Regions from separate parts of the Homo sapiens genome. Here regions 1, 2, 3, 5 and 6 are each linked to region 4. Evidence: read pairs that join two places in POLR2A ChIA-PET (ENCODE). Cell type or tissue: HepG2. All regions are shown on one strand.

What was found. Peaks named below come from ENCODE experiments on the same cell type or tissue, not always from the same donor. Only the 100,000 strongest peaks of a DNase experiment are listed, where the experiment ranks them.
Region 1: POLR2A ChIA-PET joins it to region 4 with 12 read pairs; 4 of 35 experiments call an interaction of 5 or more read pairs at or near these places.
Region 2: POLR2A ChIA-PET joins it to region 4 with 18 read pairs; 3 of 35 experiments call an interaction of 5 or more read pairs at or near these places.
Region 3: POLR2A ChIA-PET joins it to region 4 with 10 read pairs; 3 of 35 experiments call an interaction of 5 or more read pairs at or near these places.
Region 5: POLR2A ChIA-PET joins it to region 4 with 13 read pairs; 2 of 35 experiments call an interaction of 5 or more read pairs at or near these places.
Region 6: POLR2A ChIA-PET joins it to region 4 with 12 read pairs; 2 of 35 experiments call an interaction of 5 or more read pairs at or near these places.

Annotation. Positions count from the first base shown.
Region 1 is chr20:22,451,225-22,456,224 of GRCh38, forward strand. LOC105372562 (a long non-coding RNA gene) reads right to left here. Exons shown (of 4, transcript XR_937337.3): 3 at 2,027-2,264. Among named protein-coding and RNA genes, the nearest start is that of LINC00261, 120 kb to the right of the region's middle. RefSeq lists an enhancer at 4,779-5,000. In HepG2, a CTCF peak has its summit at 2,238 (motif pointing right); DNase peaks (open chromatin) are centred at 1,377 and 2,237; H3K27me3 peaks cover 2,019 bases.
Region 2 is chr20:22,560,146-22,565,145 of GRCh38, forward strand. LINC00261 (long intergenic non-protein coding RNA 261) reads right to left here. Exons shown (of 4, transcript NR_001558.3): 4 at 408-4,971. Among named protein-coding and RNA genes, the nearest start is that of LINC00261, 16 kb to the right of the region's middle. RefSeq lists enhancers at 3,090-3,617, 3,618-4,143. In HepG2, no CTCF peak of the experiment used is centred here; no DNase peak of the experiment used is centred here.
Region 3 is chr20:22,567,844-22,572,843 of GRCh38, forward strand. It overlaps LINC00261 (long intergenic non-protein coding RNA 261), which reads right to left. Exons shown (of 4, transcript NR_001558.3): 2 at 1-42. Among named protein-coding and RNA genes, the nearest start is that of LINC00261, 8.3 kb to the right of the region's middle. RefSeq lists enhancers at 9-827, 828-1,645, 3,556-4,155. In HepG2, no CTCF peak of the experiment used is centred here; a DNase peak (open chromatin) is centred at 2,758.
Region 4 is chr20:22,509,766-22,514,765 of GRCh38, forward strand. It overlaps LOC105372564 (a long non-coding RNA gene), which reads right to left. Exons shown (of 3, transcript XR_937341.3): 3 at 335-1,034. Among named protein-coding and RNA genes, the nearest start is that of LINC00261, 66 kb to the right of the region's middle. RefSeq lists an enhancer at 2,980-3,481. In HepG2, no CTCF peak of the experiment used is centred here; DNase peaks (open chromatin) are centred at 995, 2,346, 2,906 and 4,026; H3K4me3 peaks cover 881 bases.
Region 5 is chr20:22,401,066-22,406,065 of GRCh38, forward strand. LOC284788 (a long non-coding RNA gene) reads right to left here. Exons shown (of 3, transcript NR_027090.1): 2 at 261-397; 3 at 1-46. Among named protein-coding and RNA genes, the nearest start is that of LINC01427, 120 kb to the left of the region's middle. RefSeq lists enhancers at 810-4,097, 2,727-2,836 and a silencer at 4,846-5,000. In HepG2, a CTCF peak has its summit at 2,419; DNase peaks (open chromatin) are centred at 2,306 and 2,986; H3K4me3 peaks cover 2,033 bases; H3K27me3 peaks cover 261 bases.
Region 6 is chr20:22,408,614-22,413,613 of GRCh38, forward strand. All of the region lies in intron 1 of LOC284788 (a long non-coding RNA gene), which reads right to left. Among named protein-coding and RNA genes, the nearest start is that of LINC01427, 130 kb to the left of the region's middle. RefSeq lists an enhancer at 2,929-4,128. In HepG2, no CTCF peak of the experiment used is centred here; DNase peaks (open chromatin) are centred at 2,008, 3,098 and 3,398; H3K4me3 peaks cover 868 bases.

The sequences.
Region 1 (5,000 bases), 59 kb before region 4:
GTTTATAAAGATAAATGCATCTAAACAATTGTGTCTGGACAATGAGATTTCTTTTGTGCTGTTTAAAATACACAAAAGATGGACAGAGACAGACACAGAACTATGTCGCCATCAAAGAGTTTCAAAGAAACCAATGACTAGGTGTTAGTTAGATGCTTTCAAAAAACTAAAATCTAAGAACCACCAGATGGGTTTATTTTGCTACATTTAGATAAAGACAAACAAAGAAGTGACAAACCCATTACTGGATATAGATTTAATAATCTATCAAGAAGAGTGATTTTTAAATTGGAAATTTGAAGGAGAGATTCAAAAATCCAGAATTGGTGAAGGGCTAAGAAATTGTCCAACTTTACAATGGAAATGGAAAGATCTGGCAGATGAAATCTTAGGGTTTTACTTGATAAGTAAAAAGAGAAACCAATCATGAGAATTGTCAGAAGGCTAGGAAGAAGCAAATGTTGCCATATCGTTCAAAGAATTATTAGGCTACATTCTGGAAATGATGAGAAAATTTGTAGTTGATCCCTAAGAAAATTCAAGAATAAAATTTCAATCATATGACTTCAGAGCTCTTAGAAAGGAATGAGCATCAGGAGTCAAAATAAGTTCACAACAAACAAACCCTTCCACATAGTTGTTGATGTTGGTTTTCATTGTGTTACCAAAGAGGGGGGATCAGGATCAGGCAATAGATCCACTGGGTATATTTCTGGGAAACATGGACAACAACCAGGAAAAAGAGAATTGTTCCAGGTACCTCTAAATCAGAAACGTTTATTGCCAAAGTAAAATGAAGATGAATTCCTCGCTGTGTTCAGTCATGTTTGGTAATCCATCTGCTTTATATTCAGGTTTTTATTCTGGGTTTTCTTTGAGCATGGGTGGACAAATCTATGTATAAAGCATTTCCTGCAAATTAGGCCATGCACAGTAAAAAGTTAACTTGTGACTTTCTAGACAAATGCCATTTCATATCATTACTCCTATTGATATTTATGCTATCCTTTCTAGCATATGAACAATAAGTTACTATCATTTTCTAGACAAATTAAAGCTTTAGTGACTTGTAGAAAAGCGATTGGGTTTGGAATTCGCTAAGCGATAATCATTCCATCGCCCTAGACTAGTAATGCTGGGCGAATGAAGTTAAAACTCCATGATGAACATGGAGAAAAGCACCCATCCTTTTGGAAGAGTTTTAGCTTGGCAAGGAAACTGGCAAGTTTTGCTTTAATGTAGATAGTGGTACCTGCATTCTCAACCAGAGCTCCATTCCAACATGGCCCCGGAGAAGCTCTGTACAGCGGAGCCCTCACATCATCTGCACTATATGTACACTTGGTCAGGCTGTGTAAACTTTGACATGTGGGTGTCAATCTTTCTCATATTTGCAGATGGCTTTATCAGAGCGTGATTAGTTTCCAGAACAAATTTGAGCAAAAGAAAACATTACCTACAGTATGTAAGCCAACAGACCAGCTAGTTTTCAGATTTGTCTATTTACATGGGCACTAGATGTTTTGCTAAGGCTCTCTAACACTGATGGTAATTGAACAGTGCCAGTGTGTTAGTGGAAGCTGATGAGTTGTAAAGGTTTTATAAACAACTAGGGTGGATTTGGCCACAGCCTTTCTAGTAATGTTTGTTAATCTCCCTGAGCAAGTGTGCACCTAACACAATGTAAATACTCCAGAATTTGGAGGTGTCAATAGTGTAACTTTTACTGTTTGTAAAATCATTCTTTGATATCATCAGTAAGTTTACTGAATGTCCCATGGCCAAATATAATAAAACCTTAAGTAAGCGCTTACAGAGAAATAAGGGAAAACATGTGTTTTATTTTTACCCCGCTGCATGTTTGTTAAAGGATCACCGTAGACTGATAAATAGAGTCATGACTGTGCCTGTGTGTAGATTTCCATCTGGATTTCAGTTAAGGCTAGTTTTACTCTATGCTGAGGAGGAAAAGTATCTTTACAATTATTAGATGGCTAGTTTACCTATTTCACTGAGAAAGACTTACCTTAGAACTTTCAGGGAAAATCTTTACTGATCTCAAATTATCAGCAAATTCAAAATTTCTTTAAGATTAATTTCAAGTAGAATTGAGGGTGTGGGTGTAGCTGGTAAAATCTGTGTTCAGAAATTCTTGTGCACACACCTGTTTTTGGGTGTGGCTGTGCTTTCCAATGATGTCAAATCCCATTATTCCTCAGCTCCCTTGTTAACCGCTAGAGGGCGGATCCATTTCCAAGGGTTTCCTGGGCAAGAGGGAAAATCCTTCTGAACATCAAAAGAAAAATAGTTAAAAGTTTTCTGTTTTTTTTCTCTTTTTCCCTTTTTTTTTCTGTGAAGAGTCTCATCCCCACCCACCCCCTGCATTGTTGATGTCTGTGAAAACTTTGGGAATATGCAGTGTCCTAGTGCATCTGATAAGACTACAGCCCCGGAGGTTAACAAGCAGCCCCTCTGGCTGCAGTATTGATGCAGAGGAAATGAAATGGCGGTGACATTTTAAAGAGGAATTTGTGAACCACAGATATGAGCATGGCTAGCGCAGCATAGTGGCACATAAAATCAATACAAATAACCCGAACCTTAATACCTTGATCCAGGGAAGAGACTAGCTTTATCAGACGCCAGGCGGGGAGCGGCCGGTGGGCCACCTGCGCTGGGTGTGCTATTGACCTACTCTGGAGAGGCGTTAAGCCAACCACAATTAGGAGGATTTCTTTTTTAGAGATGCCTTTTGCTAGAGAGAATTTTCTGGGGAAATGTGTGTCATAATAAAAATAATCTTTGAAACACCTCCTTGCAGCAAACTTGATCATACCACATTGTCATTGTCAAAACTAAGACACTATATTTTTTCTCCAAATTTTACAAATTGTCTCTGCTTTATATACACACACACACATACACACACACACATATGTATCTGTGAAAATCGTCTGAAGATGTACTGCCTTCCCCTTCTATAGTTTCTAAAGGCTGAGAATAAAACTTCTATTTTGTGAGATTACAATTACTGCTCTTACTGTTCACTGCAAGAGGAAAAAGTCATTTTCTCTTCTTTGTAGCATGAAATTCTTATTGTGCATAACTAAGTTTATGCAGCTAGCTAAAAAATCAATGGGAGCTAAGACCTGGCATTATAAAAGGGTGGGACTCTATTGATTGCAATATTAAATTTTCCCTCTTTGCATAATTTCATTTAAAAAACAGGCTGAAAAAACCTGTGATCAATTTAATTTGGAAAATGTATTTTTGAAGAATATCCTTTCTGTTTTTTGTTTTACTTCTTCTTGAGATGTTATGACAAAGAGCGACTTCATTTTTCAAAACTATGAAAACCCTTAAGCACAGGTAACACTGTTTTAGATTTTATAAGATATGTGGGGTAAACTCAGGAAATAGAGGTTGGGGGGAGGCACAATCTTTCCCATGCACATCTTTTTGGCAATTTTCCTTGTGTGTAGCTCTTGTCAGGTTTTATTTGCAAAGAATTAGAAGGCCATGCAAACACAAGACCTATCAGAGTGTAGATTACTCCTGATGTTGGAGTGGAAAACCAAGTATCCTCTGAAATCAATCTCCTGTTTCCAGATAGATGTATGAGTAACCAAGTGTCCCCCTTGAATAAGAAGCACAGATTTGGCTGAACAGAAATAGGGCAATCTTTCAATAGTGGGAGACTAACTCTCACAAAACAGAAAAAATAGAAAGAATTTATTTTCTTTGTCATATTCAATGCTTGAATGGAAAGCAAGTACCTGCCTTCTCTAGGTCTGTGTGAAGAAGAGGACAAGATGGTGGATTTCTTTCCATTATTAATGATTGACTTTTCAAAAGAGTTACTTCTGTCTTTTAATTCTGTAGGATGAGGGTGTCTGTGCACAAGAGGTGTTTGTTGTGTAGCACTTTGTCTCGATGAACTGTGATGTCATGGAAAACCCAACAGCCTCTCCTGGTCCACACACAGGAGTGTGGCTTGGTCTTAGGGCCAAACACATCCCAGTCTTGGCCTGAATTTCGGTTTCTCCCTGCCCTCACCTGCCTTGGACAAGCCAGGTGCACGAGTCCTAATGCTGAAAGCTCTCAGGAGACAAAACCCCTCCGTTCCGAAAACTTCCAAGTCCTGTGCAAATGCACGTATGAACCCAGGGCTTGAGAAGGTGAAAGCCACAGTGGCGTGGAATTGCATGTGTGAGTGTGTGTACAGAGTAACTCTGTTTGTTTGTAGGTCCTTAGTAGAAGGGTGTCTAATGTTGACTTTTTGAGGCTAATATTGTTTGAATTTTCTATCCTGACTCTAAGCCACCTTACAGAGGGCTCTTTTTCCCATGCTGTTTGTACACTCATTACCTTTTAAAATGTCTTGAAGTAGTAAACAGTTCAACAGTTCTCCCTTCCATCCACCCATTGTCAAGAATAATGGGGGCCAGACTGCCAAGTGCAGCGTTAGATGTTGTCGCCTGCTGCTGGCCCTGGCCATAAATATTTGGAGCTTTGGGGCAATCATTCGTACACACTATGCAGTTCAACAAATCCTTCATGAAAACCCAGTCGGTTACCCTGAGAAAAATGTGTGGCCCAAGACATATTTATCGGGGTGGATTTCTAGTAATGTGATTGACACAAGGCTCTTGTTTTTTTGGTTGATAATTTGTTGTAAAGGAAGTAAGAGATGGTGTAACATACAGGCTTTCTCTGCATGTGTGTGAATGTGTATTTGCATGGGTGTTTCCTTTCACTTGAATTGAACTCCTAAAGACCACACTGTATTTTTCCTTAGTTTGAGCAACAGAGAGAGGGTTGTGACTTTCTTCTCAGGGTAGAAAGAAAATCATTTAATTTTAGCCACTTTATTCCTGGTCTTTGTGTATGAAGAAATGAATCCACATCTCTATTCCTTTGGCTTAGGACAGGGCACGGGGAGGTGGGGTATGCTTGGAAAAGGCCAGGGAACAGGGGGCGTATCCATCTGACTCCTTGAC
Region 2 (5,000 bases), 50 kb after region 4:
GCATGTGTACTCTTTGCAGAAATTGGAAATAAAAACCCATTTCCCATGTTGTGGAAATGCATAGCCTCAAAGTCAGGAAATTCTTTTAATGGAAGAAGAGTTCCACTTATTCCCCTGAGTTATCCACAGTGATTCCCCATGATTTTCAGATTAATGCTAAAATGCCATAATGGAAAAATTTCCCTGGGCAAGTTTTTCTCTATGTCAAGAATTAGAGAAAGGAATTACGTTCACCCAGGCAGACTACAATTTCCATCTTGGCCTCAGTTCCCCAAAAAACCAGATACATTTAGTCTAAGCACTTAATCAGGAAAAAAAAATGTATTTTTCCCTTATTATGTGATACGAATTATTCTGTACTAAATACAAAATTTTAGAATTTATGCTTGCAAAGAAATACAGAACAATTTATACTTAATAATTTTATTACATGTACACACAAAATCATAGCAAAATATGATATATTTTATAGGATTTTTTTGTCTTTTCATGATGCCATCGAATATTTGCAAATGCCTAAATGGAACCCTTTCTTCATTCTCCACACAAGTCCAAAAACACAAACACACACGCACACACATACACCTATACACATGCATCCTTTTAACCAAAGGTAATACTCACTGGTGTTAAAACTAACAGCTCTACTGGACAATGGCTTCATGGACATTTTAGAGGCAGTCTTAAGTCTGCTGTGGGCACAGGCATGTCGGATATGATTTCCCTGCAGGGATGCCCTCTCGGTGGCTGTGGGGGATGCTTGCGGCCCCTCGCCTGCCAGCGCTGAGCTCAGCCTCACAGTGAGCCGAGATGAACAGGTGCTCTCTTCTCTGGCGGCGGCGGCACGTGAGGTCGGCTCCTTGCAGAACAGCGTCTCAGTGGGAGACCTTTAGCTTCACGGCCTTTCCTTCTGACCACCCAGCAGGAAAAATATACGAAAGCGTTTTTTTCTGCCAGTTTTGTCGATGAGACAAAATACAAAAACAAAAAAACACACAGCATTAAAACTTTGTATTTCCCACAGGTGGGCTTTGGAAATGTTTACCACAGTCATAGTAAAACACTAGTTTTCTTCGGAATTAAATTTTTTGCCTTTCCACCTTATAAAACCATTCAGGCTAAATAACCACATTACAATAGAATTAAACATTGAAGCCTGGCTCCCGAAATCAACATCAGTGGGAAAACCCACTGATTCGGAACACACACCCAACAGTGCAAATCTATGTTAGATTTTGAATTTAATATCAACTTAATGTGACTGTAGTTTATATTATTATCACATCTACTTTCTTTTATATTTAAAATAGGCTCTGATTTTAGAAGAGCAAATGTAAAAAATATTTTGATTATTTGTTGATGACATTTACTCTGATTATAGGTGTAATCTATGGCAATTCCAAAAGTACCTTGTATGTCCCATCTCCAGTTCATCCTGCTTTTACCCTGAGTCCAGCAACCTCTATTCATTAGGATTCTGAACAAAATAAGCATGAAAGGGGAAATCCAAAATAATATTCAGAAGTGGCAAATCATAACTGAACATAGTTTTAAACTTGACAATTTAAAACTTTTGCCTCTTTTCAGCAGCCAGAAGAAGTCTGGTTATTTTAAGTCAAAATCTCTGCCCCAAAACCTCCTTTCCCTGCACTCCATGAACACCTCTCTCCCTTTTCCCCAAAGGCAACATTTTGGCTTGGCAAGCAATACACATCAATGAACCCTTCCATTTAAATGTCCCACAAAGATTGCATCCGATCACAGCTTGCAAGAAAGAAAGAAAGGAAAGAAAGAAAGAAAGAAAGAAAGAAAGAAAGAAAGAAAGAAAGAGAAATCAGACATAGGCAGTGTCAAATGTCTTATACGTCCGCCCCCTCTGTTCTTCCATTCTCTCCCTCACCATCCTCTTGTAAAATAAAAGAGAGCCGAGCATAACTTGTTACAGTAAAGGCACCCCGAGATTTAGGGGGATAAGTACGGCCTACTTGTTATCTGCAATGCTGCAGCTGTGCTTTTATCTGGCCAAAGGAGACAGGGGACAACAAAAGATCCCAAAGAAGGGACAGTGGACGCATGGGAAAACCACTACCCCAGCATTGTGGTGCCCTTCTGCTGAGCAAATAGTTCAAACTGTTCATTCCCATCTTCTATTCTCTCCCTGGTACATTGTTTGTGCCCTTGCATTTCATTCTGCAAGGAAGGTTGCTCTCTGGGCCTATAAGCAAACAGTCCAGAAAAGGGCTAGCCATCCTCTTCTCTTCCCCGGAGAACTAGCATTTTTATTTCGGCTCCAAGCTGTCAAAGATCTGGAGAGTTTATGTCAGTGTCCTGAATTAATTGCTTTAAGCTGGAGCAAGCTCCACGGGCTACCAAATGTCCAAAAGATGTTTATTAATAACATTTCCTCCAGGATCATGGCTCCAAGCTGTCTCTGGGTGGTGGCTTTTCTATGCTGCCACCCTCTCACCCCTGGCCTCTTAATGCTCAGGAGGGGATTGCCTCTTTCAGTCATCATGACAAAATTTAGAATTGCCCGGGATGAAATAAATATCCACCTATGTCACAGGGTGTGCACGGCGGATATCTTTGTCCTGACTCAGAAAGAGTTATAGAAGCCCTGTGTGCAACCTACAAGTGGTCTGGGGGAGAGCAAAAAGCAGCCAGGACCCCCCTCTGTGAAAGCTCATTTAGCCAATACAATTAGCAAAAGGAGCAGGAGAAATCGGGGCTTTGGCTTCCCCTCCCTACCTCCTCCTCCAAAAGAAAATTCAGTGAGGCTGACAACACAATGCATTTTGAAGTTTTCCTGGTACCAAAAAAAAGCCTCTTTAATAGAATGAAATAATAAACCAATTTATATACTGATATAAGACTAGGATCGTGAATGCCATTGTGTAATTTTCCACTTGACTTTTCATTATCTACCTGAACAAAATCAATCTATATGTATGGGATCAACATACAATTCCAGAGATAAAAGCTGAAAATAAATGCGCTTTGCATATCCTGGAGATAAAAGACACAATCCTTGGTACTGCCTTTTCTTCTCCAGCAGATGCATTTATAAAATAAATTGTTGTGTCAAGGAAAAAGTGAGACGTAGCAGTGTATCTTGAGTGTGGACTCCTTTGCTGGAAATATTGATCCTGCAAATGAACAGTGGTTAATAAGTACCCTGCAGACGATATCAGGTCTTTTGCCCTAGTTTACCCAGAGTGCAGTCTGGGTCAATGTTTCTCCCAACCAAAGCTCCTCACCTCCAAAAAAAAAAAAAAAAGACTTCCCCTATTAGCATGGATTTAAAGCTGAGGACTTCAAGGGCTTTTTAAAGCCACTCTACAGAGACAAAGCACATTGAAAATTCACATTACATTAGAAAACCCCATGCAGCAAACGCCCAGCTTGTGAAGCACACAGTCCTCAAAAGGGAAGGAGAGATGGTTCCATGCACTTTAGGGTTGACATTTATTACTTTAAACAGGTTGGGTTCCATTCCTTGTATGCCTTTCTTTGCTCCAATAATTAGCAATGGTGCTAAAAGTAGTAAAGCTCTCTCCCCATTAGCCATGCCATGGGTCCTCCTTAATTCCCTTTTTTTGGAATGTGTCACTGAATCTGCGTGAATCTGTGTGCCCTGGTGGGCAGATGGTGGGGCATTGTTGAGGGTGCTGTGGCTGTTTGTGTGCCCTGTTGTGTTCAGGGCTCTTCGAGGAAAGTACACCCACTCTGCCCTCCCAGGGTGGGCTCACCTTGGTTGCTGTTCACTTTCCTGTAAGGGAGGGGTTCATTTCCAACGTTGTATAGATAGCAAAGAGAGGCCCACAAGGCATGGGACCATCTTTCACCCCAAACAATCACTCTGAGTTTGTGAATATTTTCCGGTCATAGAAAGAGATTTCCAAAAATTAGCTACTCTTCATTGTTTATTCATTGTTAGATTCAGTAACCTCAGGGGAGCTTAAATATCTACCATGGCAGCGTGATTGTCACAGCTTCAGCTCTTAGGGCAGGACAACTCCACACTTGTATATTTTAGGATCTTTGCATTGACAAATGTTAATGGCTGTTGGTCTATTGGTTCAGCAAGATTTTGCAATTCCTGATGTTCACAGACCTCCTTCCCTTCTCCTGGGCTCTGTATTCACACACAGCACCCATTTGGACTGGGACCATTGCCTCTTGATTAGCAAATCTGGTGCTGTGCTCCACTCCTCAGTTTATATTTGTTGAAAACTCTGAGGAAAGTGTCCAGGAGCAATCTGATGCAGTGTCATGGCCTTTGGGGAAATGCTTGGGAGGGTCAAAGCTCAGCCTGGGGAGAAGCTCATGTGCTTTTAGTCACAGAAGACTCTTAGGACAATCAGTGTGCTTTATTCATTTCATCTTTTTGTTCCAGTAGCTGTAAATAAGCAAGTCTAGAGAAAGTGTAAGATGTGGTCAAGAAGAGTTATGCAGTCATTAGACTTTTGTTTGAAAAGAGAACACCTTCCTGAAGGCATGTTTTGAAAAGGTCCTATATTTTCATGACAGAAATGATGCCTTGAATGGCTACAGCTTTCAGCCTTGGTGAGCCCCAGCCTTATTTGATCCATATTTTAATTACTCTGTGATTCAAATCTGCATCGTAGGGAATCAGTACAGCGACATAAGAGCTTCAACCAGCATAAAGAACATTTTCAGGAGCTTTGTACCCCTTAAGTTCCCTGAGGAAAGACAACACACCAGAACAGGTGTCACTATTTCCACAGAGAAACCTGCTCATGCTGGAAAATGTCTTGCTAAGTGGCCTCAGAACCATCTTCTCAGGCTGGAACAGTGCTCCACCCACATGCAGAATCCTGACACAGTGGAACGCAGCCCATGTTGATGAAATAAATATTTAGTAAACAGGAGAAACTGAGTTTTTCAAAAAGGTATTATTATAATGTTTTTAGTGATCATGTCTTAGTTGAACCATCTTGATGCCATTTCCTAGAGGAAGAAAAATGTACAGTAAGAAG
Region 3 (5,000 bases), 58 kb after region 4:
GTTTTCTCAGCGATGGTTGAGCTGGTCTTTATCCAGGGATTCCTGGGAAGGAAAATATAGGGACAGGTTTCAAATAAAAATGGGCTTCCACTACTCCGCCCCCCGCCCCCATCGGAGTCAGCTGGAATGCAGTTATTATGTTTCTGGAACAAGGGCAGCCCTTCGATTCTATCAGGACTGAGGAGGAGGAAGGGAAACAGAGTGACGCGGAGGCCACCCATTCTTTCTCCTCCCCAGAGGAAAAGGAGTTCGAGCTCCTTTTGAGATACCGGGTCGGAGAAGGTGCAGCTCGGGCTGGAGCAGGGTGGACGAGTGTTCGAAGAGGAGAAAGTGCAGGCTGGGGGAGCGAAACGAAAATCCTGAGGTCACTAAATGAGATAAAAGTGTCTCCAGGGCCGTGCCAGCACATCCTAGCCACCACTGGTGTCACCAGCATCCCGCCCCCCATTCTAGCCCCCTCTGTTGTCCCCCATTAAGACTGGTGGGCGTGGCTGCCTGGGTCCCGCTCCCACCGCAGCGGGGTCGCGCTCCCAGTCTTGACCCAAGGCCGTCTGCCTGTTCGCCCGGCCCTCCTCTGCGCGGTGCCCAGCGGGCTCATCCGGACGGGGCCGACCTTGGCACCTGCAGGAGAAACCCTGGACTCGCCAGTGTTACCGGAGACGGGAGAGCGATGGGGAGGGCGGGAGAGGAATACAGCTGACAGAGCCCATGGCGACTGGGGTGGGATAGGTCGGGTCCGGTGTGAACTGGCTGCCTAGGGTCGGTTCCCTGCGCTTTCTAGAATTTGTGGGGGAAAAGCAAGAATGACCGTCCCTCTGCCTCGTGCTCTTTTCGATCTCTCCCCCGACCCCCAGTGACATTTAGCAGGCATTTTCCTTTCGTGGCCTTCTCCACTAAGACCCTTGGAAGTCCTATGTCAGCGAAGTGAGCGTTGGGAGGGGACGAGAAGAACCCCCCGGAGGGCCAACCCGGGTTCCGCGTTTGGCGCATCTCGGCAGCCGGAGCTCGCCAAACCGGGACAGCCCCACGGACCCGCGGGGACTGGGGGCTCGGCCGGCTGCTCTGACGACCTCGGCGCGCCCGATCGGCCCCGGCTGCCTGGCCCCGGGTACCCGGGCACACGCCGCCTTCCCGGAGCCCGAGCACCCGCTCCGGCTCTCGCAGCCTGAGCCCAAGGAAGGCTGCTCTGCAGGTCCCCGGGCCACTCGCGGGGAGCCCGAGCCAGCCCGCCAGCCAGCGGCTAGGGCCTCACCCAGGAATGAGGAAAGGGAGTGCTGCTTTATTTCGGAAGCAGGTCCGACTCTGTGAACACCTAGATAGAGGGAGGCATTTAATTTTTATATGCACATATATATATATTGCAACGTGATTTGTCCTAGGTAGAGTTATTTGTGCCTCAACTTTGATACATTTCATGGTAGAATTAAAGGACAAGGTTCGTGCCTGGGGTGGGGGCGGAAGAGAATAGTGAAGGGGCAGTTTAGATGTTTTTTCTTTTCTAAATGATTCAATTTAAGCAAACACTTGGGGGCTCCAGGCCGCTGTAATTCCAAAGACAATTTTCTCTTGTTTTAATTTGATTTGCATTTTTTCAACGTTGATAATACTCAATTTCATGGCTGAATACACATGTAAACACGGTTAGGTCGTGTTTTTCGCCACTTGCACCAAACAGAATGTCGCTTGTCTCGGTGCCATGGGAGGTTACACGCCGCGTCCTCAAAATATCTGCAAGTTTCTCCTAAATTATTTTTCAAAACTTGGCCTGGAAATTTGTCTGAGCTTCAGAGGTGACGAACTAAAATATATCTAAACTGAATATATCTACTGAACTAGCCAAGGTGTGGGAAGACCTGCACAGACATTGCAAAAAGGAAGGCAGTAAAGGAAACAAATTCCTATTTGATATAGAATCAATCCTATTTTTACCCGGCATTATTTTTCTATATTGTATTAATAGTTTTAAACAATCCAAAAATAACAAAGAAATTATCTTCTCCCAGAAATGTTTTTAATGTGGATTTCATTGCTAGAAAGACAAGCATTGAGAAATATATAGCTATACCTTTATAAGGAGAGGTTTAATTACCACTATTGAGCTATTTTATCAAACATAAAAATTAGAAGAAAATGCAAGGTGAAATTGAGAAATAAGCGTTAGTCATATCAAAACTGATATTCAACAAAATAGCACTGCCAATGACAATGAAAGTAGGATGGTGTGACCTGCCTGTGAGCAGCTACCACAAAACTGTAATGCAAGCATATCACACATTGTTTTGCCCTCAGGACACAAACTAGACAGACATTGTGCAAAGAAATGTTTGGCACCTAATAAATTTATTAAAACTCCAAATACATTTTATACTCCATTTACGAAACTGTGCTGGAAAAAGTGAGGACACACTTTTTTGGTTTGTCCAAGAATACCTTATGTAATAAAATGGCTGTCTAATTTCCAGAGCTACCCTTCATTTAGAAATATATATTTATCTGCTTGCTATTGACTAATGTGGAATATTCAATACTGTGAGCAATATTTCTATCTCAAATCTTAAGAATTTACAAACTACAATGTTTGTTTTATTTTAAAAATCCTTAAAAATGAAAAGAATCCGTGAAAATTCTAAATCCTAAAAAATAAAATAGATCTGTGAGACTTCTTAAAATGCTTTATGCTCCAGGCTGGCTGATAATAGGTAACTGTATTTTAAATTGAGGTGATCTAATTTGAAAAATATCTTTTATCACGTGAAAGGCATTTAGGCAAACAAGAAAAAATTCCATTTGAAAGACAACAGACTTTGAAAGAGAAAGTCGCTTAATTTTTTTAAAAAACACACTCGTGGCAGGCCGACTGTCCAATGTCTGCAAGAAAACTGTTCTTCACCATTTGGCTTTTAAAAAAAGAATTATTAAATTTTAAATTATAATTGTTAGGATTTGTACTAAGGTTTTCTATTGTTTTGGAAGACTGGCCATTATGCCTACTTTATTTTACACAAATAGATGGCAGAGTACGCGCGCTCCTCACAATTGCTTCACAGCAAACCCATTCTTAGAGATGGAGCTAATGAAGGGGGCTAATTGTAACACACAGTCTATTCAGAGAATGCAAATGTTGGACAATAGAGTACATCTTTCCCTTTTTCTATTAGTAATTGAGGAGTAAATGGAGATCTTGTTAAGGATCTTAGAAGTTTGATCGTCACTGAGTGAGTTTGCCATTTTAATTTGCTTTCATCCCCAAAACAGATCTGTATTGAGACATGGCTACCTCAGCCAGAAGCAGAGCTGCTGCACCTCAGACAGAATCTGTCCTCCACCCTCAACTTCATTGAACTGGGTCTGAGCTGCAGCAGGAAACAGGGAGAAGGGCTGGGGTGGGGGAAGGGAGGCAAGGGAGGAATGGTCGGGAAAGTCTCTGGAAAGCATTCTAGACAGGTGGGGACTTCCAGATGTGGTATGGTTGGGGGCTTGGGAACTTGGGAGGGTGTGCACCTTGGGAGAGTCATGAGTCCTAGGAAGAAGTCACAGAACCCACCCCAACCCCTGCAAAACGTCCAGCAGCTGGGAGTGGGGAGGCGCTTAGCTAAGGGTGTCATACAGGGATAGTGATCTGCCTGTTCTTTCATGATGACCAAGAGCCCAGAGGCCTGAGCCTGAGGTAGGGAAGGGGTGTGTGTGTGTGTGTGTGTGTGTGTGTGTGTGTGTGTCATGTGGTGTGTGAGAGAGAGGAGGCAGGGAAGGAGGAGAGAGATTGTGGAATGCAAGGGAGAAATCATGCAGTTACTTTTAGTTGTTTACTGAGCAAGGGCAAAATCTAAACCGCGCTTGCCACAATCAATGAAAGGATCGCCTCAGCTTCCAGAGTTGAGCTCCCTAAATGAGTCTGGCATTCTGATAACTGCAGGTGAGCACCTGAGATCAACTCCTTCCCACTGCTCGATGCTGGGAAGAGATAGGGATGCATTTGTTCCTGAGCTCTGGGAAGGGAGAGGCAAGAGGGGGATTTAATTGTCTGCCTGGGTGAATCGAAATGTCCTTTAAAGCACAGAAATCAAGAGAGATTGGCCTTTAATTGGTAAACTTTGCTGATTGGGGGAGGTGGTAATTAAAATGGAAAGAGGACAAAATACAGATTGGCTACTGCTTCCCCCACTGTCTCGCCCCCATAAACAGCCCCCAAAATTGGTATTCTCCTCCCCTCTGGCCATCTTTACAAGGCTCAGCACACAATCTGATTGTGGGTAATTGTGTCATTCTTGTGTCCCAACCTTAGTCTAACACTCAGTTGTCCAGTTTGGAGTGAGAATACAATTTTATCTAGAACTCTGTTCACTTCCAAGAGTTGGCCATACACATGCCAACACGTGAGGAGCTGGCCTTAGAATCCAATTGTCTGCCTGTCTCTGAAATGCCGAAATGGAAGATGCTAAGTCTGCAGGGAATCTCACACCACTAAAAATGGACAGGCCAGGGAACTTAGCTTCCCGGATATTGAAAAGTAAAGGAGACCTCCAAGCCAAGCCTGAGCCCTGATTTGAGGAGGTCTAGTGCTCATTTCCACTCTGTGTCCCCGGAGCCTGGCACAAGCTTGGCAACTGTTCACATGCACACTCAGATGCACTCTGCTGGAGTGGTGCTCTTGTATGCGATGGGCCTACTGGGTCCTGGGCAGCATCCTCCCTCCCTGAGGGCTGCAGGTTGATGTGCCTAGGCCAGCATCCTATTCAGGGGCAAACCCCAGAGGCAGGTGTTTATGGAGATCTGCATTGGCATATATGTGAGGGGTGGGAGGGGGAGGCTTGCCGCGGGGGCTGGGGCCAGGGCGTGCTGGGGACCAGCTGTGGGCGGTGTATGCATTCCAGCTATGCTGTCACCTGGGTTGTCAGGCCACCAGGTGCAGGTCAGGGGGAGGTCAGAGGCAAGAGCCTCTTAGGACATTCCTAGCCCTTGCTCCCAGAATCCCTCGGTAGGGAATAAGGCAGACAGGCTGT
Region 4 (5,000 bases):
CATCCACTAGGATGACCGTGAGTTCATTGCTGTTGTTGTTTTAAGGGATATAAGTGTTGACAAGGATGCGGAGAAGCTGAAACCCTTTTACAATGGCTGGTAGGAAAGTAAAATGGTGCAGCTGTTGTGGGGAACGGCTTGGCAATACCTCAAAAAAATTGACATAGGATTACCATATGACCTAGAGACTTCTAGGTATACGCCCTAAAGAACTGAAAACAGAGACTCCAACAAATACATGCACATGCTGTTCACAGCAGCATTATTCACAAGTCAAAAGGCCAAAACAACTCAAATATAAAACTGAAGGAAATATTCATGAACATACACTGTATTCATATAACACGTATTTAATGTTAGAATACCTTACAAAACATATAACATACACCGAAATTGGAATTAAAGGATGAGATTAAAAACATGAAGAAACGTGTCTTTCCTAGAATCCCCAGTGGTGACCACCAATCTGCTCGAATGCTCCCACAGTGACTTCCCTTAGCCTGGAAATTTCAAGAGTTACAATCTGAAGAGATTCTTCCACTCCCACCTTTGCTTTAATTCCTGGCTTGAAAGAAAATTTAAATTTAAGGACAAACTTTCTTGTGCTGCTGTTTTTAAGGTGACCGTTTTGTTTCCCAAATTTCCTCTGGAAAAAGAACATTCCTTCAACAAGGTCTCTCTTTTCTAAGGAGAAAAGGATCAAATACAGACCCTCAAACCGAGGCTCTGGTGCTAGTTCGGGGAAACAGACACATGCACGGTAACCATTTCTAAACACAGAGCTGTTTTCAGCTTCATATTCCACAGATCTTGAAGTATTCACACATCTTATGCAGTATTTCCTTTTGGTTAAGCTTAGCCCCTTGGAAAGATTAAGAAAGTCGTGTCCTAAGAGTCCCGGGGAGGCCGAGATAACATAGTGAGTGGAGTCCAGCCTGAGGTCTCCTGTCTGCTAGGCAGGGATTTCAGGGTGAGTTTCAAGGACAGCTTCCAAGGCTGAGTGGATTCTTGTGGTCACCATTGCGAAGGTGTATCTGAGGTAATTGAAATTACGTTAGCATGGTGACATATAGAAAAAGAATATGGGGACATTTTACTCCTGAGCATGAGGGAGAATCGCTGAGAGCCAGGCAAGGTGAAGAAGAAAAAGAGAAATAATAAATTCTCGGCTGGGCACAGTGGCTCACGCCTGTAATCCCAGCACTTTGGGAGGCCGAGGCGGGCAGATCACGAGGTCAGGAAATCGAGACCATCCTGGCTAACACGGTGAAACCCCGTCTCTACTAAAAATACAAAAAATTAGCCGGGCATGGTGGCGGGCGCCTGTAGTCCCAGATACTCGGGAGGCCGAGGCAGGAGAGTGGCGTGAACCTGGGAGGCGGAGCTTGCAGTGAACCGAGATCGCGCCACTGCACTCCAGCCTGGGCGACAGAGGGAGACTCCATCTCAAAATAAATAAATAAATAAATTCTCAAAGGAGACTTTCTTTTTTTTAATAAAAACCATGTATTGGATCAGTTATCTTCTCAAATCTCTAGTCTAAAATAATGTGGGCAGTTTTACAAGGAAATACATATATTGGACCATATGAAATGAACCGTCAATATTTGTTATAAATCTATGAAAACATTAAGTTCAAATGGTTTCGTCTAACACCTATGTAATATAATCAGTAAATTCCAGGTACTGTGCGATTTAGGCAGAGTATATGTGTGTATATGTGTGTGTGTGTGTGTGTATGTATGTACATGCACGTGTGTATATATTTTGTAGAGTCCAGGGTCTCCTGTCAAACTTCTGGGCTCAAGCGATCCTTCTGCCTCAGCCTCCCAAAGTGCTAAGATTACAGTTGTGAGCCACTGCACCCGACATATGCAGAAAATATCTTACTGCAGTATAAAACATATATCTGAGAGGAAAAGAACAAGAGAGAGAGGTTTCTAACTTAAACACAGCTAACCAAGGAAAAAATAAAATCAACATTTGAATGAATATTGAAATTCTCTTAAAAAAAGACAAATGAGGGGGAAATCACATAAGCAAGTAAGGTTTCACACACATGGTGCTCTAGAAACTAATCAGTGGACAGATTCAGAATCCATATCTCCCTTTCCAAAATGTTCTCTGGCAGAAGTCATTCTGTAGGACAAACTGGAATCAAAAGAGTTATGAAAATTGTACAATGGGATGAAGGGGCTTCCCCTGTTGGGGAATAGATAGCTGACATGCTGGATGGGGCCAGGGTTCAAACAAAGGCCCCTGTTGAGTGGGAGCAGGTACAAGACAGATGGTTTGTTAAACATTGCCAGCATGCTTGCGCAGTGCCGTGCGGCGGTCAGAGCCTGGATAATGGTCACCAGGGCATTGTGTAGCAGCGCATTGGCTAATTTCAGCCCAGCTAAAGCTATTGCTTATCTTTGTTGGTTTTGCAAAGATTAAGGCAGTTTCTCTGCTTTGAATGCACCACAGCTGCCCAGCAAAGCATTCCTGAAGTTTTGTCTGAATTCCCACTGCTAAGAGGGGCCAAGCAAAAGGTGGCTCGTGCAAGGACTTGTTTTAAGCTCATATGTGAAGTTGCTTCTCCTCAACTAATCTGGACCACTCTTGACTCTTACTTCTGGGCAAAACCCTCTAGAGTTACAGGGGCCTTCTTTCTCAGTGAGTCCTTTCCTGTGTGGTTCGAAATGCATCTGCTGGGGATTTATATTTCCTAGATTTATATTTCCTATTGGGATTGATTCATTTGCTACTTTTGTGGAAAAAGGTAAACACCATTGTAAATTCCATCCGGTGAATCATGGGGAGGCGGTGGTTCCAATTAAACGTGTTTGCTTTCGGAAGGGGGCCCTTGGCTTCTTATCTTTATGTACAGAAGAAAATAGAGCTCAACCGGGCCTCTGCAGCCAATGGAAACGCACCTGGCCCAGTCAGCTGCTAGGCTGAGTCTCTGCTGCTCTGGGCTCCAACTCGCTCCTCTCGGTTGTTTGCAGACAAAGGGAGAGTAGCTGCGGGTCATGCAGAGGGGACAGTCCCCTTGGCTCTGCCTATAGTCCCAAAGCAAAGCAGGGGGTGCAGCTACTATCTGGGTATGTTAGGAAAGGGTGATGGCTGATCGGTTTAGTATTTCCAACAGTTCAAATGTCTTTATCTTCTTTTAAAGGTAGTGCATATCTATCCCCACCTAATTGAACCAGTGCTGTATTTACTTCAGGCAGCCCCCTCTGCCTAAATTAGATCATTTCTAGCTATAAAATCAAGAAAGTGTGCCCAGCAGATTAAGCCCTAAAAGTGGACTTGTTAACTACATCTACAGAAGCAAAGAGAGCAAGAGAATTTTTATATACTCTCCCTCTCTCCCTCTCTCTCTCTTTTCTCTCTCTCTCTCCCTCTCTCCCTCTCTCCCTCTCTCTCTGCCTCTCTCCCTCTCTCCCTCTCTCTCTGCCTCTCTCCCTCTCTCCCTCTCTCTTTCCCTCTCTCTCTCCTTCTCTCCCTCTTGTTTCTCTCTCTCTCTCCCTCTCTCCCTCTTGTTTCTCTCTCTCTCTCTCTCTCATGCATGCACCACACACCCCTACCTTTAGAACTAGGAAACTAATTCGCCTTCCTGGCTCCAGGCCTCAGCATCTCTGCTTAGCATCAGGCATTTGTCATATAGATCTCAAATCAGGAGGCTTTAGTGAGCAGCTAAGGGCTGACAATGTGTCCCAGGGAAAAGAAACCCATAAAGGAGAAAAGCAAAGGTCTGAGAGGTTCACCTGCAAATTCTGGACATTGAAAGCAACTGTACGTCTCCTCAGGTGCAAATAATTGAAATAATACTACTACTCAGGCCATGGTGCAGTGTGCTCACCCAAGGCCCTTCTTGTTTTATTTTATTTTACTACTTTCCCCTGGATTCCCTGTGTGTTCTGGCTCCCAAATCACTCACTCACTTAGGAACCTCCTGGAACGGGTTTCCTAGTTTGGGTTTGGAACCTGTCTAGAAGCTTCTATTGGGAGAGAGAGTGCTGTTTGTGACTCCATGTCGGCAGCTTTCCTTTGATTCCTCTAGTCCAAGGCTGCTATTTTTCCTAAGCCGTTGTCCATCTGGGTCTAAATGTATTGGCGTGTAGAGTTTCACAGACACTTTTGCCATCTCATTTTTCAAAGAATCACATTTTAATGGGGATTTTTGGCAATTTCATTGATTTTTTTAAACTCACTTTATATCTTTTTCTTTGCTTTGGTTTTATTCTGTCATTTTTCTTTTTCTTTTTCTAATATGTTTAGTTATGTCCTTAGGTATGTGGTCTTTCGGTGTCTTGTTTGCTATTTGTGTATTCAAAATTATGTAAAACTTTAAGTGCAACTTGAGAGTTATGGGTCATAAAGTTTGACATTTGACACTTTTGTTCTTATCCAGTTCCAAGTATTTTGTAATATCTTTTAAATTTCCTCTAAACCCCAATGGTTATATACCATACATTATAATGTTTTATGTGTCCAAGAGATGGTCGAAGTGGTTTTATTGCCATTACTGATTTTTTAACTTTATTTCATTATAATCAACACATTGTGTATGTATTGATTACTTGGCATTTACAAAAGTTTTCTTTGTTCCATGGGAATTAAAATGAATATTCTCTGTGGGTGTAAGTTATGTACATCTATTAGATCAGTGTTGTCCAAAAGAAATATAATGCCAGCCACATATATAATTTTATATTTTCTAGAAGCCATATTAAAAAGTGAAAATGCACAGGTGAAATTAATTTTAATAATATTATTTAAGACAATATATACAAAACAACAATTTGAACATATAATCAATATAAAAATATTAACAAGATGCTTTACATTATTTTTCTGTATTGAGTGTTAGAAACCTGGGGTGGATTTAGCTCTTTCAGTGCATTTCAATACAAATACTAAAATTGGATACACTTGATCTGTATTTAGATTTCAATTTACAATTGAAAGAGCAGATTGTTCTAAACATACTTAAAAGTTTTTCAATACCTGAA
Region 5 (5,000 bases), 110 kb before region 4:
TCACTTCAGGCTGGAAGCCATGCTGTGTGCGGTACTCCCAGTTCACCTGTATGTGAACACAGGACACTGAGGAAAAGCATTTCAACAGCCTGACTTCCTCAGATACATACAACCTCTCCTCCCACCCCACACAAACTTGATTTTACTCTCCTTCCAGTGAGGGCAACATGTCAATCTCTTTTCAAACCCCACGTGGAAAGCCTGGCTACAGTTTTGGTAACAATGAGGTACTTTCTTCTCATTTATGTTAGCACTCTTACCTGCTTAGCCTCAAAAACCCCCAGTATAACCTTGCCTGAAGAAGTCGCTAAGGATGCTGGCATTATTTGTAAATCGATTGCAAATGGTACTCAGATATGAAGTTCTTCTGCGGTCTTCGTTAAAGCTTTGTATTATTCTATGTGAATATAAATAGATAATTATTTACTTAAAAAATATTTTGTGGGCTATAAAGGTAAATGCATAAACAGGTCCTACAAGAATATTCTTTATTTTTGTAATTAAAACTATTCATTTCTGCCAAATTTTCTTCACCTTTTATTTCATTCAGAATATTATTATTATTATTATTTGCTCTACTGTGGGCAAAGTTTCTAGAATAGCTCAAATTAAAAATATGTATATACTCCCTCACCCCCTTACTCTATTTATGCCATCAACTTTTCTCCATAAAAGAATCTCATTTTATGCTTTCATTTTCCACATTGAACTTTTGGGTACAAGAAAGTGGGGGTGAAATATGAGTTCAGATGCCTGCAATTGTCTTGGAATATTTTTCTGCACACTCAAAAGCCTCCATTATGAACAAAGTCTGATGTTCGTTCACCCAGTGATGAATGCTGACTTAGCCTGAGAAAAAACTAATTAAAAATGTTGTGGAAAATGCAAACGTGGTTGATTTAAACAGCCAAAAGGAATTATCCTCTTGCAGTGTAAACTACCTATGGAGTGTTAAAGTTCTTGGAATCAATTAGTTTCTAGAAACCAAACAAATGATGATCTTACTCTTGTCCCCAAATGATAAAACAAAGGTTTGGTAAAAGAATACTATACATTACAGTTTTAACATTGGCGTTTAAAATTTTCTGTTTGTTTTTATTTTCTAATTTTTAGATAACTAAAGCCTAAAACTACAGCTAAATAGGATGTTTTAATTCACGCTAATTACCATAAAATTCATGAGGTAGGATTTTTTTTCTTAACCTTTCTTATTCACCTACTCCTTGCTCCAGAATTTCATTTTGGAGTTTATCAGAACAAAATTCTTTCGCTGCGCTCTCCAGTCCTGTTTGCTGAGTTCCGCAGGGTTTGCTGACAAGTTCTACTTGAGTAAATTGTATTTAGACAACCGTATATTTCATTTAGGCCTTTTGCAATGACTGGGCCAAGGTCAGTTTTATATTCTCCTGAAATCATAAAGTGACACTTGAGATAAACAGAATGTTTACTCTCTCCATGTGAGCTGAGGCTGATATGTAAATTTATCCTTATTCTTTCATCAAATTTGCATTTGCCCTCTTAGCCAAACACTACAGACTTCCAAATCAAACAGTTTTGATGATGGTCAACTCTTTATGACCGATGGCCATATCAGAGAAAAAGAAACAGCCATTTAGATTAAAATGAAAAGCACAGTGCAACATAACTCTCCTCTCTAGGTTAGTGGTAATTGGATGAACTTTCATACAAGAGGTGTTTTGATGCTTCGCTGCTTACCAGTAATTACCACGGGCTTCCGGCTTTGTGTGTGCCTGTGATGTACCCTTTATCTGTGACGAACACACCATACTCACCTATCATCATTTTTTTTCCGGTCAAATAAACCAAGTACCTCTAAATAGATTCTTTATATTAAAGAAGGAGAAAAGAAAGGAAGGCGTAACAGAAAGACTTGATCCTCTCCTCAAATGAATACATTTGCTAACTCTAGCAAGAATAAGACACAATAAATAATGACAATACACAAGGTAGAAGATGAAAATCAGAACTCTAGATTTTGTAGACTGTTGTCTTCCTATGAGGTTATTCTGTTTTCCAGTGTGTGCGCTCTACAGAGGTGACTTGTCGCCCAGGGCAAGGAGGTGTGTCACTCGCTTACTCCAAGGTGAGCTGGAATCTGTTAGGTAAAAAGCTCCCAGTGCCCAAACAGCCTCGGGCCCGGTGAAAAAAGCCACTCCCAGCAGCTTAAATCTCTCTGATGCAGTTAAACAAGAGGCAGCCTCTGAGAACGTGAGGGATAAAATTAGTACCTGTGTTTGCTTTCCATTCTTTTTGAACAAAAGGAGCTATTTCTGTGTTCTGAGTTTGCAGAACACAGAGGGGATTAAGCAATGGGACCACACAACTCATTCCTTTCAGGTTGGGGGCTGGGTTAAACACTCAGCATAGCTCCCCGGGAGCGGTAGCGCCCACTAGGTTTTATTCCCTCCTGAAAGTTGTGCTATCGGGGTCTTGCTCAGGGGAAATAGAGCTCCACAGCCCTGCTTGTGTTTTGTTTCGGCACCAAATGCAATGCTAGCAAGTTCAAAGCAAACGGTCTGCGAGACAGGCTGCACAAAGAAGAAAAAAGTGGCATTCTTTCAGGAGCTCCTGGATTCTGCTTCCTGTAAGGAATAAAAAATGAAGACTGTTGGCGCTGAGCCTTGCTAGGTTACTGAAGATCTCCCACTTGGAATGTCAGACACATCAGTAAACGACTTGATCCAGAAACAGAACTAACGTAATTCACGCCATTGATACAACAGGACGAGTGTCTCTACCCAACTTCAGTGCTTGTCTTATGAAGAAGAAGACCAAGAAAAAGAAAGAAAGGAAAAGAGAAAGCAAAGAGGCAAGGGAGTGTGGGGGAAGGCAGAGAACACAGTTTCCTTTTCAGTGTGGCTGTCAAATGGCGATCTAATTGTGGCCGGGCTGCAGGAGAGCAGATAGCTTTTCTGAAGCCCGCAAGTATTTCTGCCATTCACCAGGCCGAAGGATGCCACACACAGTCTGTTTGTTCAACATAAGCAAACAGATTGTAAACTGGCTGATAATTTTTGTACTGACAATGTCATTTACAGCTGTCAGCCTTTCGTCTGCCTTGTTTGCTTTATTCAAATATGAACCAAGTGGACCTCCCTTCCAGCGCTTTCTTCTGCATTAAAATCACATCCATTCCCTTCCAAGCTGTCTTATCTAAAATTCATTGGAGGCCAATCAGTTGGCTGAATGCTTTGTTGTTTCCATGGAGGCAAGAAGTCTAGTGTGGACTTTCGGGGATTAGGAAGTTTCAGATTTACAGCCTTGAAGTGCGTGTTTCTTTCAGTTAGCTTCTTTTGATTGCAAAGAGGCAGGACATTTAAATATAATTTTATGTCTGAACCAGGAAGCAGTGCTTTAAAAACGTAATCATTCTGGTTTGTGGCTCCCTCTTGCCAGCACTTGGCCTTACTTCTTCTGGTTTAGTCCTTGGAATGTGCCACCCTCGCAGCATGGATTGGCATTCTTCCTCTGCCCCTAGGTCATGACGGCTCCTTGGCCAGCGGGCACTGCTCAACTGCACCTCTTCTCTAAAATCCTGGCTTTGATCCTGCAGCCTGTCAGGGTGTCACCCACAAATCTTGAAGCCTCCTCTGTTGTGAGTGGAGGTTGCAATACCTTCTGTTAAATAATTCACATCGGACTGGCTGTCTGGTGGCAGGCAGGCAGCTGCAGATATTGCCACTTTGCTCAGAGAGTACAGGCACAGTCTCCTTAAAAAAATAAGCCAGTGGCAAAGTTGCCTACTTCCCTGCACCTGGTGCTGGTGAGAGTTCCTAATTCCAGGATGTGCTTAACTCTGAACTTCAGCCTCATATTTTAAGGGCAACATCAAGAAAAAAGTGATGTTTGTTCCTGGGGATGGGGAGCCTTGCTGCATTCTTGGGAAAAGAGTGTTCTTTTGGCAAACGTGATTTCTGGTCTCTTACTCAAACAAGGAATATCTTAAAATCATCCATGATGTATTGGGCAATTCATTACTTACACTGAAGGCTTTAAAACATAACATCACTGGTACTCTGATTTGACTTTTGACTGTGGCAATTTGTTTAAGTTTGTTTCCCAATGCTTAAAACGGCATAAAGTTAATCAACCTCAGTAAGTGAATATTGAGAATATATTATATGTAACAATAAATTCATCACAAAAACTTTTATATATTTGGGATAATTTCAAGTTGCATCCCAACTGAAATTTGCTGTTTTTTTCTTTAGATTTATTGCAACCAATCTCAAATATTTGTTTAGTATCAACTCTTAGCTTAGAATACATAAATCCTACTACAGGTACCAAATGAATATTACTCATGAAGTCATTTGAGAAAAGTTTGAGGTAGTGTCCAATCTCATGCTAGGTGGAATTTGGTAGAAAGTATGTATTTTTTAAAAGTTTCAGAGAAAAGAAGACTCAATAGAGGTTGCCACATGGGGGAATATTCATTCTATCTATTTAGTCAACATAAGAAGCATACAATACTATGAGGAAGCTGGTAATTTTATGTGATAACAAGCTGTGCTATTATAGAATAGAATGTATTAGTTGCACTTATGTGAACTAATGTGTTGTATGGACTGTGATCTGGTACATAGGCCTGCCTATTCTTTGTTTCGTTTTGTTTTGTTTTGTTTTGTTTGAGACAGTCTCCCTCTGTTACCCAGGCTGGAGGGCAGTAACACGATCTTGGCTCACTGCAAACTCTGCCTCCTGGGTTCAAGCGATTCTCCTGCCTCAGCCTCCTGAGTACCTGGGATTACAGGTGCCCATCACCACACCTGGCTAATTTTTGTATTTTAGTAGAGACAGGGTTTCATCATGTTGGCCAGGCTGGTCTCGAACTCCTGAGCTCAGGTGATCTGCCAGCCTTGGCCTTCCAAAGTGCTGGGACTACAGACTATCTGTTCTTTAATATAGAATGTTATTAACGGTCTGGAGTCCCCATGGTTACAATGTGTCCTGCTCTCTTGGAAGGCCACGCAATTTGC
Region 6 (5,000 bases), 100 kb before region 4:
TTTCCAAAGAAGACATATAAATGGCCAAGTGCATGAAAAGGTGAGCAACATCATTAATCATCAGGGAAGTGACAATCAAAACCATAATGAGTTATCACTTCACACCTCAGGATGGCTATTATCAAAAAGACAAGAAATAACAAGTGTTGGCGAGAGTGTGAAGAAAAGAGAGCCTTTGTGGTTGGTTGGAATGCAGACTGGTGCTGCAGTATGAAAAACTGTATGGAGATTCCTCAAAAATTTAAAACTAGAATTATCATATGATCCAGCAATTCCTTTTTGGGTAATATATCCAAGGGAAACAAAATCAGAATCTTGAAGAATTATCTGCACCCTCATGTTTATTCCAGCATCATTCACAATAAGCAAGACATGGAAACAATCTAAGTGTCCACTGACAAGAGATCAATGAATAAAGAAAATGTAGAATACAATGGAATACTATTTAGCCCTTAAAAAGACAGAATTCTTGCCATTTGTGACAAAATGGATGAACCTGGAGGACATTATGCCTAGTGAAATAAGCCAGACACAGAAAGGCAAATACAGCATAATCTCACTAATACATGGCATCTAAAAAAGTCTGACTCATAGAAACAGAGTAGTGGTGATTAAAGGCTGGGAAGTGAGAGACATAGGGAGACTTTGGTCAAAGGGCACAAGGTTTCAGTCATAAGATGAAGAAGTTCTATAGATCTAATGCATAATTGGAGAATGTATTGATAACTTGGAATTTTACGAGAGCAGATTTTAAGGATTAACACACATACACACACACACACACAAATAGTAACGAGTAGTAGTGGACGTGCTAGTTAATTTGACTGTGGTAATCATTATGCAATGTATATGTATATCACGTCATCTCATAGTATACTTTGAATATACATTTTTGTCAATTAAATATTTTTTTAAAATATTATTAATTATAAATTCCATATAGCTAATTGATTTTAACAGAATTCTTTTGTTGATTTTGCTGAACTTTTGCCCTCATAGCCAACTACAAATCAATTCTTTTTTTTTTTTTTTTTTTTTTGAGATGGAGTCTCGCTCTGTTGCCCAGGCTGGATTGCAGTGGTGCAATCTCAGCTCACTGCAACCTCCGCCTCCACCTCACTGCAACCTCAAGTGATCCTCTCACCTCAGCCTCCCCAGTAGCTGAGACTACGGGTGGGCACCACCACACCCGGCTGATTTTTGTATTTTTAGTAGAGACGGGGTTTTACTATGTTGGCCAGGCTGGTCTCGAATTCCTGACCTCAAGTGATGCGCCTGCCTTGGCCTCCCAAAGTGCCGGGATTACAGGTGTGACCCATCATGCTCAGCCTACAAATCAATTCTTGATCACTCTCAGATTCTGCAAAGAAGCCCCTCACCTCAATGATGAGCAAATGCAACTCCAACATGAATGTTAGTTGATGTTTTTGTTGATGTTAAGTAGTAAAATGAAAGTGAAACAATGAGGACATATATTGGGACTTTAGTTGTTCATCAGTGGAATGAATGGCTTCTTTGTTGAATTGGAGAACAGTTTTCAAATACTCAAAAAATATTTCCTGAAGTATGCTTTATGTGTTTTCATAATATAATGGCTATAAACGCAGCACATTTTTAAGTTTAACCTGCTATATTAACATTTTCTCCACCACTTTCTTAAGTCTAGACAAACAACGAAACAATAAATCAAGCTCTGATTTTCAGCATTTGCCAGTTTTCACGGCTTGGATACTCTCATCACAGATGAATTCAAACTATCAACATGAACATGGATTTGGCAAGAGGTACCAACAGGATACCAGTATCTACAGGTCTCATGAAGGAGGAAGCATTTGAATTTGGCTTGTAAAACATGGGGAACTTTGTATAGACAGAAATGGAGGGAGAGGACATTCCTGGCAAAAGACACACTTAAATAAAGGCAAAATAGGGAAACCGTTTTGACATAGAGAGGCATCAAAGGGCCTACAGAAGACACCAAGAAAGACATGCAGGACCTTGGGAAAAAGATCTGGAATGTGATTTCAAAGGACTCTGAATTCCTTTCTTATCCTATGAACTTTCCTTTTATCCCATTAAAGGTTTCGTTTCCTTTTGCTTTTGTTTGGTGGGGAATAATTTGCATGTTTGTATTGTTTTGTTATATGGAATGGAAGACAGAAAGGAAGCAAGAAGGATGGTGTGAAATGGTCAGATTTGATCTTTAAGGATAGTACTCTAATAACCAGAGTTGTGGAAGGGATGGAAGCTGACAGACTAGAGGTGGGGAAAGTTGGGAGGAATTTACAAAAGTCAGCACCAGAGGGAATGAGACTGCACCAGGCCACAGCAACAAGAATGTCAGGTCCAGTGGGCTTGGATGAGGCCTAACTTACTGCCCTCTATGTCCCCAATAATCTAAACAGGGCCTGGCACACAGAAGGTGCTCAGCGACATTTGCTGAAGGAATGAACGACGGAAATGTAAAGTAGGGAGGAAGGGGGAGAGATCTCAAGTTTGTTCATATCAGGAAAATAGCTCTGAATAATACTGAATTCTATATAAAAAATGTAATGCATTCTGTATCAGAGTTTCCAAAAAATATTTTTAAAAACTATGTTGCTGCTTAAACCAGCTCTGACGGGAAGTTGAAAGTATTGCTTATAAGCCACAATTTTATAGGAATCTTATATGTACTATTGAAGTAATGTGGATAATGTAAGGAGATTTTTCTGAATGTAGATCACATTATTTTTCTGGGTACTTGCCTTATTCTAACACTACCTTCATTCTTTGTTCCTTCTTCCTTTTCAAGGGGTTAATAGTCTGCAAAGAATCTATTAAATGCATTTATGGAAACTTCTCATTATGAAATGCTTCTTAGGAATCCACCCAGGGAATAATTTGGGACTTTTTTTTTAATTCAATTACTTCTTTTTCCTCTAGGTAGGAAGCAGTTGGGAAGGGTTATACTGAACTACAGGAATTAACTCTGAATCCAAATTTTGAAGTGTGTTAGTGGCGGCAAACTTCCTTCTCCGAACATTGGTATGACTCAGTATTAAAGTGCTGGGCTCCTGGATGATAAGAAGTCTGTGTGTGGGGGTGACCATTGTATGTACATGTTCGGTTAATCATTACAGGCTTCTCTGCTTATCACCACAGTGGTGCTCACCACAGGCCAGCAAGAGGAATGATGGATTTCTCCCGAGTTCTTGGCAGGAACTGAGCTCCACTGGTTTTATTCTGAAGCTGCTAACAGAGAGCCTCCCACCCTTGCCCTTATCACTTTTTATTCTTCTACATCCTTGAAATTAATGAGACAATGAGTTGGTTGTGGTGACCGTTTCCAGGCCTGTGGCTGCTAAGCTAGCGTCCAAGTCTGGCTGAGAGGTGGGAGGACTACGGCCAGGAGATGTTGGGTTTCACTACATGATGCAATGCTCTAATTTGCTGAATCATAGTTCCTAATTTCCTGGAATCCAAGAAACATGGCCTTGTTTACCCCCGTTTGTACTTAGATTCAAGGGCTGGACATTTAAAGATCACCTGTCAGTCAATCCGCCTCCTTAAACTAAGATCTCCAAAGCAAGATGTGCCATTTTGTAAAAACTTCTATCCAAGTTTAACAGGCAGAAAGAAAAGTGAACATATCATAAATGTACCACCCAGTGATTTTTCACAAGCCAAGCACATCCTGTAACCAGCACCCAAATCGAGACGAACACCACCAGCCCCTTGGAAACCACCGGCTATTTCCCTTCCAGCCAACGACTTTACCCTCCCCAAGATCCCAACCATCTAGCCAGCAGCATGATTCATTTTTGGACTCTAAATAATTGGAATCACATCATATTGACTCTTCTGTGACTGGCTTCTTTTTCTCAACTTTTATCTTTGCAAGATTCAACCATATTTTTGTGCTTATAGCTCACTCTTTTTTCATTGCGGTATACTATCACTTTGTGCTACTATACTATTATTTATTCATTCTAAAGGTATTGTTTTTATGCTCTAAATTTCTGGGAGAGGAGTTTTTGCCACACCCCAATACATTCAGACTTTGAATCATAATTTTAAATCCTCTTTTATTATTATTATTATCTTTGCTGTCTCCTACATCCAATTATTCTAATGAACTTCTAATGATTTCATGGCTTCATCTCCCTTCTCATCAGATTCATTTACAAACATCACCCAAGAGCACGGATCTGACCACATCCCTTTCCACTGAAACTTCTCCTGCTGCAGTCTTCTCACCCAGGCACTCCTCATCCTCCCTGGCTTGGTCCTTTCCTGTATCTTGCCTAATTCGCTTTGAAAGCACAGGATCTACTTTTTCTTTCTGGGACTGCATCATTATTTCCCCAGCCCTAGGCATATGTTGAAGGGTTTCTTCAGTCTAGAAGTTTCTTTTCCCCCCATATACAGTGTCAGACACTGCTAACCCATCCTTGAAGACCCAGTTCATATTATACAGTCCCAGCTCTGGTCTCCAGTTTGCCTGTTTCAAAGTCGGCTCTGTAGGGCTCTGCCCCTTCCGCTTCCCCGTGAGCTAGCAGGCGTCTGAGGGCCTCGGGTTTGCTCCCAGCCTCTCTCACCTTTGCCCCCAGATATTTGCTCCGTGAGAATAGCCTGGATCTTCTCTAACCCATCGTTTCTTCTTTTATTTTCACATTTCCTGATTACGTTCTGTCTCTTTTTCCAGGAAAAATGTCTGTGGGATGGCATGCCTTTCGAGGGCTGTGTGTCACAGAGAGATGAGTGAGGAGGAGAAACCTATTCTGATGCCCAGTTCGAGAGGATTCTCATCCAGACTTGTTCTCCTCTGAAAGCTCTCACTGACTGTACCTTCTTAGTGTTGTTCTCCAGGTAGAATGAGGAGAAGAGCGCTGTGCACATGAGTAGCTGAAATGCCTTTAAATCCCATCACAATCCTGCAAGCTTAATGTGCTCAGAGGTGGCCAAAGGGAAGAGGAGGAAGCACAGCCACTGGAGAGGAGAGACAGCACGAGACAAGG